Linked DNA regions of Homo sapiens: region 1 is linked to region 2. Evidence: chromatin contacts called from ENCODE Hi-C or POLR2A ChIA-PET data. All regions are on one chromosome and are shown on one strand. The core of a region is the stretch at or near the end of the contact, and the rest is flanking DNA. Distances in the headings are between cores, read along the strand shown.

Evidence for each region. A loop is a pair of places that touch in the nucleus more often than their neighbours do. ChIA-PET counts read pairs that join two places held with the same protein, here RNA polymerase II (POLR2A). Pooled maps may share reads with other maps.
Region 1: a loop to region 2 is called in a map of PC-9, with 6 times the contacts of the local background. The contact joins two enhancer-like sites. A Hi-C loop is called at or near these places in 3 of 168 maps with a recorded cell type or tissue (PC-3, PC-9 and mammary epithelial cell), 1 of 37 single-sample maps with no recorded cell type and 5 of 50 pooled maps. POLR2A ChIA-PET finds 5 or more read pairs at or near these places in 10 of 52 experiments (A549, B cell, HCT116 and 7 more).

The regions. Positions count from the first base shown.
Region 1 is chr12:116,494,632-116,501,490 of GRCh38, reverse strand. No RefSeq gene overlaps it. Among named protein-coding and RNA genes, the nearest start is that of LINC02457, 18 kb to the left of the region's middle. RefSeq lists enhancers at 3,587-4,140, 4,141-4,695. Within about 2 kb of position 4,235, at least 6 of the 41 ENCODE cell types and tissues checked have a DNase peak (open chromatin) inside an H3K27ac peak, as active enhancers do; they include HCT116, PC-3 and mammary epithelial cell, where a contact is called at or near this core.
Region 2 is chr12:116,453,901-116,461,091 of GRCh38, reverse strand. No RefSeq gene overlaps it. Among named protein-coding and RNA genes, the nearest start is that of MIR4472-2, 29 kb to the right of the region's middle. RefSeq lists enhancers at 3,689-4,188, 5,909-6,447. Within about 2 kb of position 4,936, at least 28 of the 41 ENCODE cell types and tissues checked have a DNase peak (open chromatin) inside an H3K27ac peak, as active enhancers do; they include HCT116, PC-3 and mammary epithelial cell, where a contact is called at or near this core.

The sequences.
Region 1 (6,859 bases), core at 2,986-5,485, 41 kb before region 2:
CTATGATCATGCTACTGCACTCCAGCTTGGGTGAAAAAGTGAGACCCTCTTTTGAAAAACAAACAAACAAAAAAAGACTTGTGACATAATATAGCAGTATTGATAAAAATACTTATGGACACAACAATTTGAATGTATGAAAAACCACTTGAACTATACACTTAAAATGGTTAAAATGTAAATTTTATGAGGTATTTTATACCTTTTATTTATTAAGAGACAGTCCCTCTATATTGCCCAGGCTAAACTCAAAGTCTTGAGCTCAAGCTATATTTCTGCCTCAGCCTCCTGAGTAGCTGGGACAATAGTTATGTGCCATCTTGCCTGGCATACACCATGATTTTTAAAAAGAACAATCACTTACTGAACAGTTATTACTTATGATTTTTGTTTTTGTTTTTGTTTTTTTTGAGACATGGTCTCACTCTGTCACCTAGGCTGGAGTGCAGTGGTGCGATCTTGGCTCACTGCGACCTCTGCTTCCTGGGTTCAAGCAATCCTCCTGCCTCAGCCTCCTAAACGGCTGGGAGTACAGGCACCCAACACCACATCTGGCTAATTTTTGTATTTTTGGTAAAGATAGGGTTTTGCCATGTTGGCCAGGCTGGTCTTGAATTCCTGACCTCAAGTGATCCACCTACCTTGGCCTCCCAAAATGCTGGAATTACAGGTGTCAGCCACCATGCCTGGCCCAATTATTACTTTTTTTTTTTTTTTTGATGGCGTCTTGCTCTGTCACCCAGGATGGAGTCTGGTGGTGTGATCTCGACTCACTGCAACCTCCACTTCCCAGGTTCAAGTAATTCTCCTGCCTCAGCCTCCCTAGTAGCTGGGACTACAGGCGTGCGCCATCACGCCCGGCAAATTTTTTGTATTTTTAGTAGAGACAGGGTTTCACCATGTTGGCCAGGCTGGTCTTGAACTCCGGAGCTCAGGCAATCCACCGACCTCAGCCTCCCAAAGTGCTGGGATTACAGGCATGAGCCACCGCACCTGGCCCAATTATTACTTTTAAATGGCAAAAACCGCAATTACTTTTGCACCAACCTAATACTCTGTGCTAGGTGTTTCACCTGTATTTAATCCTCCAAGAACTCCATCAGGTGGAAGACATTATGTCCAATTTAAAGATGAGGAAATGATTCCCAAGCAGCCACCCAAACTGGCAAGCAGCAGAGTTGGGGTTCAAACTATGTCCATCCGACTCCTAAATCCACACTTTAACCTTGACATTTTAATGTCTTTTTTGCCAAAAGGTGGTATTGTTGGGTTCCTATTCAGTCCATCAGAGAAGCAGCTCCATTCATACATGCAGTCATCTGACTTCAGTGAGTACCTGATCGGTGCCAGGGACTACGTTAGCTTCGAAGGAGACAAAGATGAATGACACCCTAAGGGTACTCCTATCATAGGCTAAGGCAGCAAACAGGCAGGGGAATAAACACAATAATGAGTCCTTTAGGAGCCGAGAGAGTTGTAAACAGAGAACCAGGAGGAGGGAAGTCTTCACAAAGAAAGGAACATCTGAGTTGAATTTTGTTTTATGTTGTTTTTTGTTTCGAGACAGAGTCTCCCTCTATCATCCAGGTTGAGTGCAGTGGCGTGATCTTGGCTCACTGCAACCTCCCTGGTTCAAGCAATTCTCCTGCTTCAGCCTCCTGAACAGCTGGGACTACAGGTAAGCATCACCACGCCCAGCTAATATTTTTTATTTTTAGTAGAGACGAGGTTTCACCATGTTGGCTAGGCTGGTCTCGAACTCCTGGCCTTAAGTGATCTGCCCACCTCGGCCTCCCAAAGTGCTGGGATTACAAGTGTGAGCCACCACGCTTGGCCTCTGTGCTGAATTTTGCAGTGTGCAGACGACTTTTTCCAGGAAGCAGAAGAGAAGATGGCATTGGCAAGGGCATAGTAGCTGAAGGTGTGTGGCTAGCATGTCACCAGAGCACACACGGGCTCAGAGAAAGCAACTGAAGAATTTGCTGGAAAGATAGCCAGGGACCAACAATGTAAGCAAAGAAGGCTGGACGGTATCTTGTAAGCATTGAGAGGACTCCAGGATTTGGGAGCCAGAGGAATGACCAGAATATATTTGTAGAGCAATGAGGGAAAAGGTTCCACTTCACTTCTTTATTTTTTTGGTAAAAATAGTATAACTGAAACAACTCAAGTGTTCATCAATAGATGAATAGATACATAAAATGTGGTATATCCACATTGGATATTCTGCAATGGAATGTTATTCAGCCATAAAAAAAATGAAGTATGAGACATTCTACAACCTGGATGATCCTTGAAAACATCTGGATAAGTGAAAGAAGCCAGTCATGGTAGACCGTATATTGTATGATTTCACTTATACGAAATGCCCAGAGTAGGCGAAGCGTGGAGACTGGAAGTAATTAGTGGTTGCATGGGCTGGATAGGAGGGTAGGGGAGTGGGAGTTTCGGCTAATGGGTATACGGTTTTTTTGGGGGGTGATAAAAATGTTCTGAAATTAGGGCCCTGTGCACAACGTTGAGAATATATTAAAAACCACTGCATTGTATGCTTTAAAAGAGGGTGACCTTTATAGTGGATGAATTACATCTCAATAAAACTGTTATTAAAAGACAACGGTAACCATATTAAGTAAAAGTTTGAAAAATACCAGTCACCCATACTCCTATGCTTCCCAACAAATTAACTATTTTCCATTTCCTGCTTTGTCCCTGCATGAATATATTTTATAAGTACAATATCAGAGGGTATCATTTTTCTACTCTTTTTTTAACTTCAAATTTCATCACAAACAATTGTCCACATTCCTGTGAGGGCTCCATAATTGTTTGCAGATCTGCGTTTTAGGAAGATGAATGAATCCATTCAACAATTATTTTTTGAGCACCTGCCAGGAGCCAGGAACTGGGCAAGTCCCAGTTCTTGGGGAAGTTATTTTCTGGTGGGGGAGAAAGACAACAAATGAGACAATAAATGAGCAAGATAATTCCAGGCTGAGTGTGGTGGCTAATACATGTAATCCTAGCACTGTAGGAGGCCAAGGAGGGAGGATCGGTTGAGGCCAGAAGTTGGAGACCAGCCTGGGCAACATGGTGCGATCCCATCTCTAAACTTTATTTATTTATTTATTTATATTTGAGACAGAGTCTCGCTCTGTTGCCTAGGCTGGGGTGCACTACAACCTCCACCTCCTGGGCTCAAGCAATTCTTCTGCCTCAGCCTCCAGAGTAGCTGGGGCTACAGGCATGTACCACGATGCCTGGCTAATTTGTATATTTTTAAGCTTTTTTTTTTTTTTTTTTTTTTTTTGAGATGCAGTCTCACTCCATCACCAGGCTGGAGTGCAGTGGCATGATCTCGGCTCACTGCAACCTCTGCTTCCTGGGTTCGAGCAATTCTCCTGTCTCAGGCTCCTGATTAACTGGGACTACAGCCATGCGCCACCACGCCCAGCTAATTTTTGTGTGTATTTTTAGTAGAGACAGGGTTTCACCATGTTGGCCAGGCTGATCTCGAACTCCTGGCCTGAAGTGGTTTGCCCGCCCCAGTCTCCCAAGGTGCTGGGATTACAGGCATGAGCCACTGAGTCCAGCCTTACATTTATTTATTTATTTAAAGAAAGGTAGTGAGGAGTATGACCTGAACAAAAATCCGCAGGGAAATGAGACAGAGAGTCACTATAAAGACTCAAGGCATGGAGAGAATGTTAGGAAAGTGGTCAGGGGTGGAGGTGACTCGAGCTGAGACTCACATGGCAAGAAGATGCCAACTATGCCAATATGTGAAGGGAGTTGTTCTAGGGAGACGATATGGCAAGTGGCAAAGGTCCTGTGGCTGCTACGAGCCTGGTGTGTTTTAGGAACAATAGGAATTTGGGTCACATAAGAAGGGCGGATTTGGGGAAGGAAGGAGAAATGTGGCTAAGGGGCCAGGTTGAATCACCCGAGGCTGCCATGAGCCACTGGCCAGCCAGCAGCAGGGACTCAGAAAGTCCCAGTTGTCATGGTCCAGCCCTTGCGTGGTTGTCAAAGGCACCTTCCGGCCTGTGCCTGGGCAAGAACCCAGAGATCCGGAACTCAGGGTTGGCCCAGGTCAGAGCCAGGGCCAGCCTCCTGCTTGGTGCTTAGCTTTTGTGGGACCCCCAGGTGATTTCCAGCACAGCCACAGGAGGCCACGCCCAGAGATATCTGGAGGCCTCCGGAGCCTGGCTACTGCGTAGGCAGGGCAGCAAGTGCCAACCTGACAGCTGAGGGCAGCCCAGCCGCGCCCTGCCGCCTCGCTGCCTGCACATCAAAGTGACAGCGTTCCTGGTGCATCCGCTTCCTCTGGCTCTGAACCCCGGGAGCTGGTGCCTTGTCCCCCAGTGCAGAGACTCTGCCATCCACCTCCCACCAGATGCTCCCACGCCTGGGCTTTGTAACTCCCTCCCTTCTCAAATCACCGGCTTACTTAGGAGACAGGCCAATCTGGGCCAGATCCCCTGTGAAACTCACAGCTCCCCTGATCTCTGCCTTGTAACATCATTTTTCAATTGAGTCTTTGGATTAATTACTTAATAGCTGTCTTCTTTTGATGGCAAGCCCCATGAAAGTAGGAACTATGGATCCATAGCATTTAGTATGGAATACAGTGCCATTCATCTAAATATAAGATAAGCCACATAGGTAGTTTATTTATTTTTAATTAAAAAAATTTTTTTTGAGACAAGACTCTCACTCTGTTGTCCAGGCTGGAGTGCAGTGGCGCAATCTTGGCTCACTGCAACCTCTGCCTCCTGTGTTCTAGTGATTCTTATGCCTCAGCCTCCAGAGTAGCCGGGATTGCAGGCACACACTACCAGGCCTGGTTAATTTTTGTATTGTTGGTAGAGATGGGGTTTTGCCATGTTGGCCAGGCCAGTCTCAAACTCCTGACCTCAAGAGATCTGCCCGCCTTGGCCTCCCAAAGTGCTAGTAGTTACAGGCATAATAATTTACAATTTTTTAAACAGCCACCTTAAAAAACAGAAAGAAACAGAAACAGAAAGGTACAGGCATGTGGTACCTCATGCCTGTAACCCCAGTGCTTTGGGAGGCTGAGGCGGGAGGATCGCTTGAGCCTACGAGTTCAAGGTTGCAGTGAGCTATGATCTCAACACCCCAGCCTGGGTGACACCCTGTCTCTTTAAAATAAAAAAAAAAAGTCAAAAGAAACAGATAAAACTAATTTACTAATTTTAGTAATATATTTTATTTAATCCAATATATCCAAAAACATTTTCATTTCCACGTGTGATCAATACAAAAATGTGAATGTGGTAGTTTACATTATTTTTTGCTCATACTAAGTCTTCAAAATCCAGTGTATATTTTATATTACAGCACATCTCAATTTGGGTCTAAATTTTCATTGGAAATATTTGATCTTTTTTTTTTTTTTTTCTGAGACAAGAATCTTGCCCTGTTGCCCAGGCTGGAGTGCAATAGCGCAATCTCGGCTCACTACAACCTCCGCCTCCTGGGTTCAAGCAATTCTTCTGCCTCAGCCTCCCAAGTAGCTGGGATTACAGGCATAAGCCACCGTGCCCGGCTGGAAATACTTGATCTTATTAGGTTTTATAAAATTTACAAGGAGGCTAAGTTATTCCAAACAGATGTCAAAGTTTTCCAACAGTTAAATGAATCAGTTTTTTAGTTTTAAATTTAAATTAAATAAAGTTGAATAAAATAAAAAATACAATTCCTCAGGCACATCAACTGTGTTTCAACTGTTCAACAGCCTATGTGGCAAGTGGCTACCACATTGGACTGCAAAGACAGAAGTGCTGCTATTTATGGAATGAATGAATGGATAAACCCCAGTTTCACCAAATACCAATTATATAGCTTGAGCCTTGGGGTGGTTTTAAATACCCACAAATTCTTTGCTACTCCTTTCTTCAAAAGAAGGAGCCTAACTCCTCTTCTCTTGAGCATGGGCCAGGCTTAATGACTCACTTCTAAGTAAAGGAATGTGGCTAGGTGACACTGTGTGACTTCCAAGGCAGGGTCACCCAGTGCCTTGTGGCTTCCTCCTTGGAGTCTTTTGGATCACTCATTCTGGGAGAAGCCAGCTGCCAGGGAATGCGGAGCCTTCGACAGCCCTGTGGGAATGTCCCTGTGGAGGAACTGAGGCCTCCAGCCAACAGCCATGTGAGTGCTTTAAGCCACTATATTTTTAGGTAGTTTGTTCTGCAGCAATAGGTGATTAAGTCAAGCCTTATCCATAAAATGGGGTGAAAAACCCTAAAAGGCTTTTGTGAGGTTGAGAGATCATATATATAGATCACTTAGCAGAGCTCCTGGCACACTAAATAATCAATGGCCACTATTACTATGCCCCCTTCTTTTCTTTTCTTTCTTTATTTTTTGAGATAGGGTCTTGCTCTGTCACACAGGCTGGAGTGCAGTGGTGCAAACATAGCTCACTGCAGCCTCAACCTCCCAGGCTCAAGTGATCCACCCACCTCAGCATCCTGAGTAGCTGGGACCACAGATGCACGCCACCACACCCAGCTAATTTTAAAATCTTTTGTAGAGACGGGGTCTTGCTATGTTGCCCAGGCTGGTCTTGAACCCCTGGGTTCAAGCAATCCACCTGTCTCGGCCTCCCAAAGTGCTGGGATTACAGGCATGAGCCACTGCAACCTCTCATTCATTCATTCATCAATTCACCCATTCATCTTAATGCTGACCAAGAGATACGTTGTATGCATCTCATTTGACTTAGGGAAAACAAAGTTAGAAATATAAATTTTATTTTCCAGGCTTCTCCTTTGTCTTCAGTTGTGCTAATCGCATTGGCTTATGGAGACCTACTCATCTATGTGTAGGTTCTAAC
Region 2 (7,191 bases), core at 3,687-6,186:
TCAAGCGATCCTCCTGCCTCAACTTCCCAAGTAGCTAGGACTACAGGTGCACGCCACCACCCCTAGCTGATTTTCTTAGAGACGGAGCCTCGCTCTGTCACCCAGGCTGCAGTGCGGTGGCGTGATCTCGGCTCACTACAACCTCTGCCTCCCAGGTTCAAGTGATTCTCCTGCCTCAGCCTCCCGAGTACCTGTGACTACAGGCGCCCACCACTACCCCCAGCTAATTTTTGTATTTTTAATAGAGACGGAGTTTCGCCATGTTGGCCAGGCTAGTCTCAAACTCCTGGACTCAGGTGATCTGCCTGCCTCGGCCTCCCAAAATGTTGGGATTACAGGCATGAGCCACCGCATCCAGCCTTCTTATTTTTATTTTTTTAGAGATAGGTCTCGCTGTGTTGCCCATGCTGGTCTCAAACTCCTGGACTCAAACCATCCTCCCACTGTGGCCTCCTAAAGCTCTGAGATTACAGACACAAGCCACCAGGCCTGGCCAACGACTTTTATGAGCTGGAATGCCCAGCCTGGGTATGAGGTGCTGCTGCTGTACACAGAAGTATGAGTGTTTGCTTTATCTCCTTGCCCATCTCTGCTTCACGCCTGGATATGTTTCAATGTGTTCACACTTCCCGTCTGGGAATATGAACACCCAGAGGACCAAACCTGGGTGTGCTTATGTCTCTTCGAGTCCGGCGTAGAGCAGACCTGGCTTAATAAGAACCTTGAACCGGGAAGGAGATGGAGGAGTTCCCGCTTCACCTGGAGCAGGCTCCTCTGTTTCAACTCCATAAACTGTGAAGGCGACAAAGCCCTTTCTGTATTTTGCAAGAGATACAGTTTGCAAATGATCTCATTACCCCCACAGCTATGAGCGGAGTTATGCCGGGCCTTTCTAACAAGTAGCAGTAAAACATTTTATAGGCCCCTCTGCCCCCCTCCTCTCCCCCACCGTGTAATTTTCTCTGTTTGGGGTTGGACTTGGTGTTTTCCCTCTTTTCCTTCTCTTTCTCCTTGCACTTTCTCTCATGTTAATTATATTAGTTGCCATGGAAACAGTGATGTCATTGGCACGGGCGCGCTCAATGACATCCAAAAGCACAGTTTATAGCATGGCTCGAAATTTATTCCATGGCTTGAAGCCTTGGGGAGGGGGGTTATATGGCGATTATATCTTGGGCACCATCTGGGCGTGAGGATGGAAAGTGGCAAGAAAGTAGCTGGGTTGGGGGTGGCTTTGCCAGCTTCCCAGAACCCCAGATACTGGGGGCCATTTACATTTGGAGTAGGTGGAGGACACCGTGTATACAATGAAGAATCATTTCTTGGCTTCTCCCAACACTCACTGTCTTTGCAGCACCCTGCCGCACATTTGTCCCCAATTTAGGATTTCAGAATCCTTCATGGAGTGGTGCTTAAAAGTGCTTAACACTGGTGTGTATACGTGTGTGTGTGTGCGTGTGTGTGTGTACGCGGGCCTATGCCTAATGCACTAAAGCCATGCTGTTGGTATGAAAATGTGATCTGCAGCATGCCACGCACGTTAGTTCATACACAGGGTTTGCATACACATGAGCACCCTAATTTGCCCATCTGTACTTCATTTTAGAAGGTACAGTTGCATCCACATGAGTGATTTTTGCCATCCCTCCTGCCCCCCAAGCCTCCCCACCACAGCTCACTTTTTTAGTGAGCTGCCTTTGCTGCAGCTGGAGGCGCAGGGCGGAGGGGAGGGCTGTGCAAAGAGGCATTGGGGCTGTGGTAGAACTTGGGGCACCCTGTACAAGGACACGTGCAGATGTGGGCTCCCCGAGCTCGCCCCCACATCGGGCTTTCCAGTTGCTCTGCGGGAGGTCTGCGTGTCTAGATCTGGCCCTAAGCAGACAGACCCTAAAGTGAGAGCCACTGGGCAGTCCCCTCCTCCTCCCTGGGGGCCCGTCGATGCGTTTTCAGTTCCTGTGGCATCACCTCGAGCTTGGGGAGGGAGGTCTGCAAACCCAGTGTGCAGGGCTAAGCGGGGGCCCCAGGGGTTCTCATTAATTCTGGAGGATTCATGTCTGAGATGGGAAGAACCCAGGGCTCCACAGAAAGGAGGGTTTCGAAAGGCAGGGTGGGAAGACCAAGGGGCACAAGGCACCAGCATGGGAGTCGGGGGCGTGACTGAGGGAGAAGGAAGAAAACCAACTCCCAACAGCTTCAGGGAAACAGACGGACTCAGGGCCCCGGAGGTGGGGAGCCCAAGGCAGAACTTCCGGCACCGCCTGCCCACAGGCCTCAAATAGCGGCCTCCAGCCTCCAGCTCCATCTCAGTCCCAGCTTTCTTGACATTGATTCCCGACAGGACCACTGCAGGGAGCCGCACCCAGGTTCACCTTTAACCCCACCTCGTGTCCAAAAATGTCACTGGACCAAGTGAAGTCACGTGCACAGCCACAAGCCATTGACTGTGACCAGGGGCGTGGCTTCATCTCATTGGCCGGGTTTGGGTCACATGGCACCAGGGAGACAGTATAGAGGATAGGTGTAGCCCTGAGACCGAGGTGGGGATGGGGGTATGGGGGGTGGGGGGGCTGGGGGGATGGAGGGTATGGTGGGACTTTGATGCTTATTTCTGCCCTCATCATTCTTAGGTTTCCCACCAAAGGTACTCGCCCTTATTCATTATAACCTGCAGACCCAGGCCGGATTCTGTTCTGCAGCAGCCCCAATACTTAATCTAAACCTGGGTTTTTCAACCTCAGACCTACACAAAAATGACTGCAGGTGTGGCCAAATGTCCTGCAGGGGTAGCTGTGGGGGATGGGGGTTAAAACCACCCCTGGCTGAGAACCACTGGTCTAAACCATCTCTGCTCCTATTCCTTCCATCCACGTTCCTCCTGTTACTCTCATTTTCTTTCTTGCTAAAACCCTCCATGACTCCATATTATTATTATTAGATCACTTTAGGTCAGCAGTTCGAGACCAGCCTGGCTAACATGGTGAAACCCCACCTCTACTAAAAATACAAAAATTAGCTGGGCTGGCGGCAGGCGCCTGTAGTCCCAGCTACTTGGGAGGCTGAGGCAGGAGAATCCCTTGAACCCAGGAGATGGAGGTTGCAGTGAGCTGAGATCATGCCACTGCACTCCAGCCTAGGCGACAGGCAACAGAGTAAGACACTGTATCAAAAAAAAAAAAAGAAAGAACAAGAAGAACCTCCAGACCCAGTACCCCTGAATAAACCATCGCCCCTGTACCACCTCCAGCTCCTGGTCAGTCTGCTGAACTGGAGATAGGAGCCTCCAGTGGAGGGGCCCAGGGTGCTCTAGGCCCAGAGGAAAGTCTTGGGAGAGCCACTCAGATGGGAAGCAGGTCCCAGTGGGGGAGAAGGGCACCAAGTGGAGAAAGGGGGCAAAGTAGGTCCAGGCAGTGGGAAAGGTAGGTGCAAAAGCATAGTGGCATGACAGGGTGTGGCTTAGGGACACTAAGACCCACAGACTCGTAGTAATAACAACCTCTTAGCACTGGGCTAGGTGCTATGTTGCTTTCTCATGATCAACCTCACAACAGCCCCGTGAGATAGGGGCTAGGAAATTAGTTAATATATACACAAAGCACATGGCCAAATCCCTGGCACACAGAAAGCCCTATATAGGTGTTTGCTATGATATTCATGGTACTGCTACTACTACTACTACTAATAATAATAGGGAGCCATGGAGGGTTTTAGCAAGAGAGAAAATGAGAGTAACAGGGAGGAATGTGGATGGAAGGAGCAGGAGCAGAGATGGTTTAGACCAGTGGTTCTCAGCCAGGGGTGGTTTTAACCCCACCCCCCATCGCTACCCCCACAGGACATTTGGTCTGGAGTCATTTTTGCTGTGACCATGCGAGGGGAGTTGTTCGTGGTGGCATCTAATAGAGGCCAGAGATGCCACTAAACATCTTACAACACAGGACAGTCCCCCACAGCAAATAATCATCCAGCACTGAATGTCAATAGGACTGAGGCTGAAAAACCCAGATTTAGATTAAGTATGGGGGCTGTTGCGGAACAGAATATGGGTTGTCAAAAGGAGGCTCCAGGCAGAACAAGGGCCCTGGGGTGGCCAAAGATTGGAAGAGCCTACTCCCCTCCCTTCCCTCCTCCCGCCAAGTGAGCGCCTCTCCTCCCCATCTGCAGTGTGTGCTGAGGGTGGGGAGGATGGTAGCAGAGAAGGCATGGGTGGGGCTGGCAGGGAGAAGTGCTGGAAAGTCTACAGGCCCTGGCAGACTGGCCAGTGACCTTCTCTCCAGCTCCTGTATCACAGGCTCAACATATTCCTTGAATGGGGGTAGATATCCTGCGTCGGGGTCTGGTTTGCCTCGCGGAACACCCACCCTGGAAATAGGGACCCGTCGCCACTCAGCTTGCAGATCACAAAACCCCAGGGGCAGCTTTGCCCTTCTTCAGTCCTCAGAGTTCCAAATGTGATTTCCTTCAGTAACATAAGCACAGAGGGAAGGGAGGAGGAAAGTGAGTGGGGAAAGAGAGAAACAGCGAGTCAAAACCAGTGAGGACCACCAGGACAGAGCCTGGGAGGGACAGACAGACTCAGCAGGAGAATGAAATGTGGAGAAAGAAAAACACAGACTGAGACTGAGAAAGAGAGATCGAGACGAAGCTGGAGAGGGACAAACGGAGAGTGGTGGAGAAACAACGGAAAACCCACGTAAGAGAGAGCCAGACAGATTGAGAGTGGCAAGAAGAAACAGAAATGGAGAAGGAGCAAAAGAGAGAGAAAGGTTGACGGTGGACGGGCAGACTAAGAGTGTGAGCAAGGGACATCTTTCCTTGCAAACTCCATGGTCCGCTGCCCAGTAACTCTCCAAGGCTTTGCCATATTTCAGCCACGGAACTGGGGAATTGGGAAAGTTTTCTCATCACAGGTCCGGGACGAGTGAGCATTGTTCCCATTATTGCTGGCATTCTCTGCGAACTGGACATTAGCCAGCAGGAAATTCCTGGGACAAATCTTTCCACTCAGAGTTTTTTTAAAACTTTTATTTATTTATTTTAATTTTTTTTCTTTAGGGACAAAAGAAAAAAAAGATCAAGAGGCAAAAAGAAAAAGAAAAAAAGAAATGAACCACCTGATACAGGAAAAACATATCTAGCAACAGCCTCAGTTGGGCCAGGGGAGGCTGAGAAGCCACTGTGTCCGCTGCGCTTCATTCTTCCCCTGGAAGGATTTATGATCTCACACTGCCATGACATCACAATGCGTTGCCATGGGTCCCACTTTATTATCATAAACAAAACGCCGTTCCTTGGGCCACTGCCTGTCTGAGCAGGAGGGGAGAAAAAGCCTCTGGGTAATGTGTTTTCTTGGGAAGGCAGCTTGTTCGGAAGTCTGAAAAGCTGCAAAGATAGTTGTACATACAGTTCCCTCCCTGTAGCCTCTGGACAAGGTTTGGGACGGGAACAAGAAGGATGAAGTCAGCTCCCTGCAGGAGGATCTCCAGCTCCGCGTGTTCTCACTGCCAAAAAGCAGCTTCCCCGGGCCTCCCTCACTGCTCCAAACAATGTTTTTATTCATTCACCGAAAATGCATGGAGTACCTACTGTGTGCTAGACACTGACAGAGCTGGGGCAGGGATCAATGAAAAACGTGACGCCAGCCCCACCCCTTTCAGAATCTTTAATACTTAACAGCCCGCAAATAACATGAATGTGTAAAATTGTAATTTGGGTTAAGTCTGCTGAAGGAAGCAAACAGGAAGCTAGGATGAGAATGGAGGGAAGAGGCTATTTACATGAGCAATCTGGGAGGGCCTCTCTAAGGAGGTGACATTTTAGACCAGACTTGAAGGAGAAGTAGGAATTGGCTGTGAAGGGCAGAGGGAGGTGGCAGTAACTAAGGCAGGACCAGCCACACCAGGAAGAGTGACCGTCGGGATCTAAGTTCCCACCAGGGGCCTCTTCCCACGTATTTTATAGAATTCCTGGGTAGCTGACTCAGATGAGAGGGCTTATTATGAGGAATCATCGTTGTCATGAGTCTGAGCTGAGTAAAGCTTCCGCACCCTGCCACAACCATGCCAGAAAACCCTCATTTCCATTGCAGAACTGTCAGATCGGCACTGTGAAAACAAGTCAGCCAAGAGCAGAAATACCTGTAGGACGCAGAGGGGGCTCTCCCCAGCATAAGGCCATTTTGCAAGAAGCAAATAATGCTCTTAAGCAGCAGGAAGGAGAGAGGGAAGGGAGGGGAGAGAAGCCTTGGGGACAGATGTGGGGGCACTGCCTGTGGGTCAGGAGGCCAGGTGAAGGACAGGTGGGTAAGCCGTCCCCGCCCCTCCCAGGAGATGAACCATGAGGGAGTTAGGACTCTGGATATAGAAGAGAACGAGAGGCCAGGCATGTTGGCTCACACCTGTAATCCCAGCACTTTGGGAGTCTGAGGCAGCAGATCACCTGAGGTCAGGAGTTCAAGACCAGCCTGGCCAACATGGTGAAACCCCGTCTTTACTAAAAATACAAAAATTAGCCAGGCGTGGTGGCAAGTGCCTATAATCCCAGCCATTTGGGAGGCTGAGGCATGAGAATTGCTTGAACCTGGGAGGCTAAGGTTGCCTCCCATGTTCCAAGACCGCACCACTGCACTCCAGCCTGGGCAACAAGAGTGAGACTCTGTCTGAAAAAAAAAAAAAAGAAAAAGAATAGAACGAGAGCTTCTAGATCATCTGAACAATGATGGGGACACGGAGGCCCCAAGTAGAGAAGGAGCTGGCCTGAGGTGGTACGGGAAGTTAGGCGCAGAGCCCTTCCGCTCACTTGCTGTGTGACCTTGGGAAGCTCACTTCACATCTCTGAGCCCCTGTCCCCACTGTAACATGGGAAGAATGCATATAAGGCTCTTTACACTGCTGCAATATATAGAGAGGGTTGTTTTTTGACCCCTACTTCCTGGAGAACACGTTCATTAAACCATGCTGGCTTCCCATTTGTTAGTTCATTTCATACTCAGGGTGGCCCTGACAGGTAAACATGGCTGTCCATGCTTTACAGATAAAGAAACTGAGGCCAAGAGGGGTTGAGTAACACACTCAAGGTTCCACAGCCAGGTATAAGGGCCAGATCCCCACCCTACCTGCCTGACTTCAAATGGAGTCCGTGTTCCCGACAGAAGCTTGGCCTTGTCCTGGGATGCATGAATGTGTGTATGGATAA